2 separate regions of the Homo sapiens genome follow, and region 2 is linked to region 1. The links are chromatin loops, found by intact Hi-C in ENCODE. Cell type or tissue: ascending aorta. All regions are shown on one strand. Each heading gives the region's core, and the rest is flanking DNA. Links, peaks and the distances in the headings are about the cores only.

The links. Peaks named below come from ENCODE experiments on the same cell type or tissue, not always from the same donor. Only the 100,000 strongest peaks of a DNase experiment are listed, where the experiment ranks them.
Region 2: a loop joins it to region 1, with 7 times the contacts of the local background. A loop is called at or near these places in 6 of 110 quality-filtered maps.

Annotation. Positions count from the first base shown.
Region 1 is chr2:203,582,576-203,585,378 of GRCh38, forward strand. No RefSeq gene overlaps it. Among named protein-coding and RNA genes, the nearest start is that of RAPH1, 49 kb to the left of the region's middle. In ascending aorta, for the core only: no CTCF peak of the experiment used is centred there; a DNase peak (open chromatin) is centred at 1,396; H3K27ac peaks cover 2,169 bases.
Region 2 is chr2:203,680,781-203,683,583 of GRCh38, forward strand. No RefSeq gene overlaps it. Among named protein-coding and RNA genes, the nearest start is that of CD28, 24 kb to the right of the region's middle. In ascending aorta, for the core only: no CTCF peak of the experiment used is centred there; DNase peaks (open chromatin) are centred at 991, 1,391 and 2,081; H3K4me3 peaks cover 1,244 bases; H3K27ac peaks cover 2,500 bases.

The sequences.
Region 1 (2,803 bases), core at 277-2,776:
TCTAGCTGGGTGATTTTCCACATTCGTCCTGTCTAAAGGAAGAAGTTTGTTCTACTGTAAACAGTTATGGGAACTGTTTGCTTTGGATGGGCTTGGTCCTCATTGGCTGAGGAGGACTTTCTTACTCTGGTTTCTTGCCAAGGTAGAAATTCAATGCCAAAAGCTTCCTAGTCCTGTCTGGACATCCTCTAATCAGAATAAATTTGACCTAAAGAAAGTATGTTGGAGAGCTGCAAGCATGGTAGTAGTGCCTTGAAAAAAAAAACCAGTCGATTTAAGTAGTAGATTGTGCGGTTCAGTAGCATGGAACAAAGTTCATTGTCATATCCTGGACAGAACATTTCTTGGATCTTTTCTTGCTCCACCTCTAACCAGAAAAGGCTCTATCCTGAAACTATATTTGCATGTATGCAAGCCCTTTGAAATTCTTACACTCCTTTGCGTCTATTAAACCAAGAGGATAAGCAACCTGGTAATTTAGCACGGTCATGAGCATTTATCTACACAGTGGGCTCCAAATGGGTGTCTGAAGGTGAGTTGAGTGTGGATGTTAGAAGCCAGTCTTTCATTCTAGTCTTTCAAATATTAGCTGTACAAAGTGGATTATTTATACAAGTTATAGTTCTAAGCACAGTCTCTAGAGCCAAACTGCCTTCAGTTTGAATCCTGCCTCTACCAATTGTTTGGCAATCGACCCTGGACAAATTGCGTAAGTTCACTATACCTCTTTCTTTGCCTCTGTGAAATGGGCATTGTTGTGAGGTTTCAATGTTAATATATGTGAGGAACTTAGATCAATACTCAGGAACAAGTAAGTGCTCAATAATATTAGCTGTTTTTATTTTCTCCTTCTCTTGAAATTACAAGTGATGCTCACTGACTACTGACTCATTGTCTAGCTTGATGCTTCTGGCTGGAGAAGGATTTATAAGGGAGTGAGAAATGTGTGGATGTGCCATCTGTCCACTTTTACTTCTAGGTGTATCCGTATCTGTGTATAAAAGCCAAAAAAAAGGCCCATTAAATGCTCAAACATTTATGAAGACTTTTCTCAAAAAAGACTTTCCTGGCTTTTAAGCTGTTAGGCAAATCAGTTCTATATTTAAATATCATTCTGTCCTTTTGATGGTTGAATTCAAATTGTGCCTATTATAGCTGACTCTTAATCGTAGGTGGTCCTGTGCCAATCGTGTAAGACTACTGACAATGATCTATGGCAACAATCATTTCTGTACACAAGTTGTGGTTGACTAAATCCACATATTCTCTCAGGTGTGGGGCAGAACCTCTAAAATGCCACAGTGAGTGGGAGGTGGGGCATTTATAAGTAGCAGATCATTGTACAACCATTTCCTGTGCCCCAGCCTCCTCTGACCTCAGCTACTTTTTTAAGGTACTGACCCACAGCCTCTGCTATGAGCCATATCCCCAGCACCTCCTCTGTGCAGCTCCAGTAGCCACTTCTTGTCTTGGAGGCTGGCTGTGTCATGCAGTGTTGCAGATTATGCTAAGTGAATCCAGTATCTCCTTGTTGCTCCCTCTGTCAAGGATCTGCAGTTTGTGGATTTAATATGTGGAGCACATATTCATTTATTAATTCACCACTTAGGCATGTATTAAGGCCCACTATACACTAGGCATTGCACTAAGCATTGGGAATGTAAATATGACCAAAGTTCTTCTTCTTCTTTTTTTTTTTGAGACAGGGTCTCACTCTGTCATTCATGCTGGAGAGTAGTGGTACCATCATAGCTCACTGCAGCCTCAACCTCCTGAGCTCAAGCGACCCCCCAACTCTCCCCACTCCCCACAACTTTGCTTTAGGCTCCCAAGTAACTAAGACTCCCAGTTAATATTTTATTTTATTTTTTTGAGACAGAGTCTTGCTCTGTCATCCAGGCTGGAGTGCAGTGGCACTATCTCAGCTCACTGGAACCTCTGCCTCCTGGGTTCAAGTGATTCTTGCGCCTCAGCCTCCTGAATAGCTGGGACTACAGGTGGGCGCCACTGCACTCAGCTAATTTTTGTATTTTTGGTAGAGATGGGGTTTCACCATGTTTCCCAGGCTGGTCTCAAACTCCTGGTCTCAAGTGATCCACCCACCTCGGCCTCCCAAAGTGGTGGGATTACAGCACCGCGGCTAGCCCTTTATTTTTATTTTTTGCTATGTTACCCACTATGCCTAGCCTGACTAGATTCTTGATAGCACCTCATGACTATATATTAGACTCTAGAGGTGAAGAGAAACACAGGTGGATATGACAAAGGTAGCAAAATGGTGTGGGGTCATGGTTAGAAACATGGACTTTGAGCCTGAGTGTTTGGGTACAAATTCTTACTCAGCCACTTACTAGCTGTGTGACCTTGGACTTCATAATAACTTCACTTCTCTATGCCTAGTTTCCTTATTTGTCAAGTGGCAACTGTCATTGTACCTAGGGTTGTTGTAGGAGTTAATATTTATGACTATGTAGGGGAGTGTCTGAAACATAGTAAGTGCTATGTAAACATTTAAGTAAATAAGTGCAGCAATCGAGCTATATACAGGGTATTATAGGAGTACCTTGTCCAATTAGCAATATCAAACTTTTGCTTCTGTTCAGGTCTGTCCAAGGTATGGGGACATTTCCGAAGTCAGGAGAATTAAAAAAAAAAAAAAAAAGCCAGAGTTTGGCTGCTCAGCATCAGTGCAGCATTAGTGCAGGCCTTAGCCCACAACTTACTTCCACTAATGAACATTTGTCTCATTCCTTGGGTCAAATTTCTACCTGGTATCTTTGTCCTAGTAAATGAGTCTTTGTCC
Region 2 (2,803 bases), core at 184-2,683, 98 kb after region 1:
GCCTGCAGGGACAAGGAGAGTGAGTGGTGTTAGAGACCCAGAAAGAACAGTAGCCCTGGGAGAGGGGCATCCAAGAGGAGCTGTGGACATAAGTAGAGGAATGCAACCACTTAGGGAAAGAGTAGACAGAGCAAATACTCTGGTCTCTCTCTCTTTTCACCCTTGAATCTCCTGCAATTGGTGGAGCCCAGCTGGAAGCCAGAAGGCAAGAAAGCCTAGATGAGGCGGTCCAAGGTGGTCAACTCCTGAGAGGCAGCAAAGAAGAGAAGAGCTAAAAATAGATCTGGACAGGCAAAAAGAGAACAACCAACACCCTGTTTTTGTTTTTGTTTTTGTTTTTGTTTTTTTTGAGCCGGAGTCTCGCTCTGTCACCAGGCTGGAGTGCAGTGGTGCAATCTCGGCTCACTGCAACCTCTGCCTCCTGGGTTCAAGTGATTCTCCTACCTCAGCCTCCTGTGTAGCTGGGATTACAGGCACACGCCACCACACCCAGCTAATTTTTGTATTTTTAGTAGAGATGGGGTTTCACAATGTTGGCCAGGATGGTCTCGATCTCTTGACCTTGATCCACCTGCTTCGGACTCCCAAAGTGCTAGAATTACAGGCGTGAGCCACTGCACCCAGCTAATGCCAGTACCCTATTTTTTCGACTGTTAGTCCTCCAGAAATCTGGGTACTTTCAGTTTCTCCCAGGAGCAGCCCTGTATTAAAATTCTGAAAAATTAAAAATCTTAAAAAATACTTCTTGTTATTAAGCCACTGTTAGAGTTTTGGAGAGGGCCCAAGAAACAGAACATACTGGGGAATGATCCAAATGACTGGCAGATGAAAGCCAAAATACCATGTTAGTGATTGGTCAAGTTAGGTTGGAGGAATGGCTTAGTGTAAGGACCTATAAATCTACTAGCCGAGCCCAGAATTCATCAGTCTTTCCTACCCAGTCTCAGATGGCACCAAACCATGTCAGGGAGAGTCTATTCCTGGAGGAAAGTAGAGAGTGTTTACTTTTTTTTTTCTTGAGATGGAGTCTTGCTCTGTTGCCGAGGCTGGAGTGCAGTGGTGCAATCTTGGCTCACTGCAACCTGTATCTCCTGAGTTCAAGCAATTCTCCTGCCTCAGCCTCCCAAGTAGCTGGGATTACAGGCGTCTATCACTGTGCCCAGCTAGTTTTTGTATTTTTAGTAGAGGTGGGGTTTTGCCATGTTGGCCAGGCTGGTTTCAAATTCCTGGCCTCAAGTGATCTGCCTGCCTCAGCCTCCCAAAGTGCTGGGATTACAGATGTGAGCCACTGTACCCAGCCTTGAGTGTTTGCTTTTTGTGGGCAATTGGTCCCCCAGGGGAAGATGGGGAAGAAAGGGGTAGGCCTATTACTCACCAGGGCAAAGCTGGAAGGGTAGAGTCTGGCAAGGGCCCCATGAAGGCAGCTTATGCTCAAGAGGAAGCCGGGTGGGGCTGGGCCACACATACCTATTCTTTCAAAACTTACCAGGCTTTTCTGCTGCTTTGGAGAGGAGTGAATTAAGGGCGTTGGAGGGGATTGCCTTTTCTCCACCACATTTTCTCATTCTTTAGTTCATTCAACTTACAGACTTTCAGGAGTTAGCCACACTATGAAGGCTGGGGATGCAAAGATGAAAAGGATGCAGTTTATCTCTAGATGGTGATACTAAGAACAGCTAACAGTTATTCAAGATGTGCCTTAAAATGGGATGTAGTTTTCACTCATTTGTCTTAAAACATTCACAGGCATCATATTAAACAGATAATTACTAACTTTTACAGATGGAGACACTGAGGCTTGGAAAAGTTAAGGGACTTGCTTAAAGTCACAGAAATTAGTTAATGGCAGAGCTAGGATTCAAATCCAGGCAATCTGGCTCCGGGGCTAGTATTCTTAACTCTTTCCCATGTCACAGGCCAATGCTGGAGACAGGCCTGTGAGCAAATAATTACAGTGTAATGAATGAGGTAAGTGCTAATGGAGGGACATATACCGTGCTAAGGGAATGAAGGAAGGAGTGACTAAGGTTTTGTGTAGGACATTTGTGCAATTTCCCTTGCCCACTGCCAGAAATGAACAAAGCAGAGTCTTTTCGGGGCATGCTTTATTTTGCTATACGTGGATGTAGATATAGAGCTCAATTCATGTTGCCTTGCTGCCCCTCCCAAACATAACAACACTTAAAATAATTTCTTCCTGACATCCTGGACCCCCTCCAAGAGTTTGTCCCAGCTTTTGGACAAGGCAGAAACAGGAAAAGGATGTCCTAATGTTCCCTGACCAGAGACCTAAATTGGAATTTGGAAGAGTTTCGTAATTAAAATCATTGTTAAGATTTTATTGTCCTGTACCCTGTAGTGTGTGTGTGTGTGTGTGTGTGTGTGAACATTATATATCAGCCACCACACATGTACTATATACAATCACTAAAATCAACTTTTGTGAGATTGCTTAAATCTCAAAGTTTCTATAGTTTGTAGATCTATGTTTAGAAGATATTTTGTTTTTTCATAAAGGAGAATTAATATTTTTCAACTCAAATACTTTTTTTGCTATGACTTAATCATAATTTGGTAGTAATATATCACAATTTCTGCTAATAACGCAAAAACAAACTCACTTCTGTTTCATTCTCTCTCAATAGAAATTGTTTCAGTTTGGCCCCCTATACTGATTCATTTCTCAGCTGATCTTTGAGATATTGAACATCCATACCTTTGGTATTTTTATATTACTTGATATTAGAGCGTCATTGAATTCATTTGAACAGACTAGACACCATAAACAGGTGCTGTCTGCCGC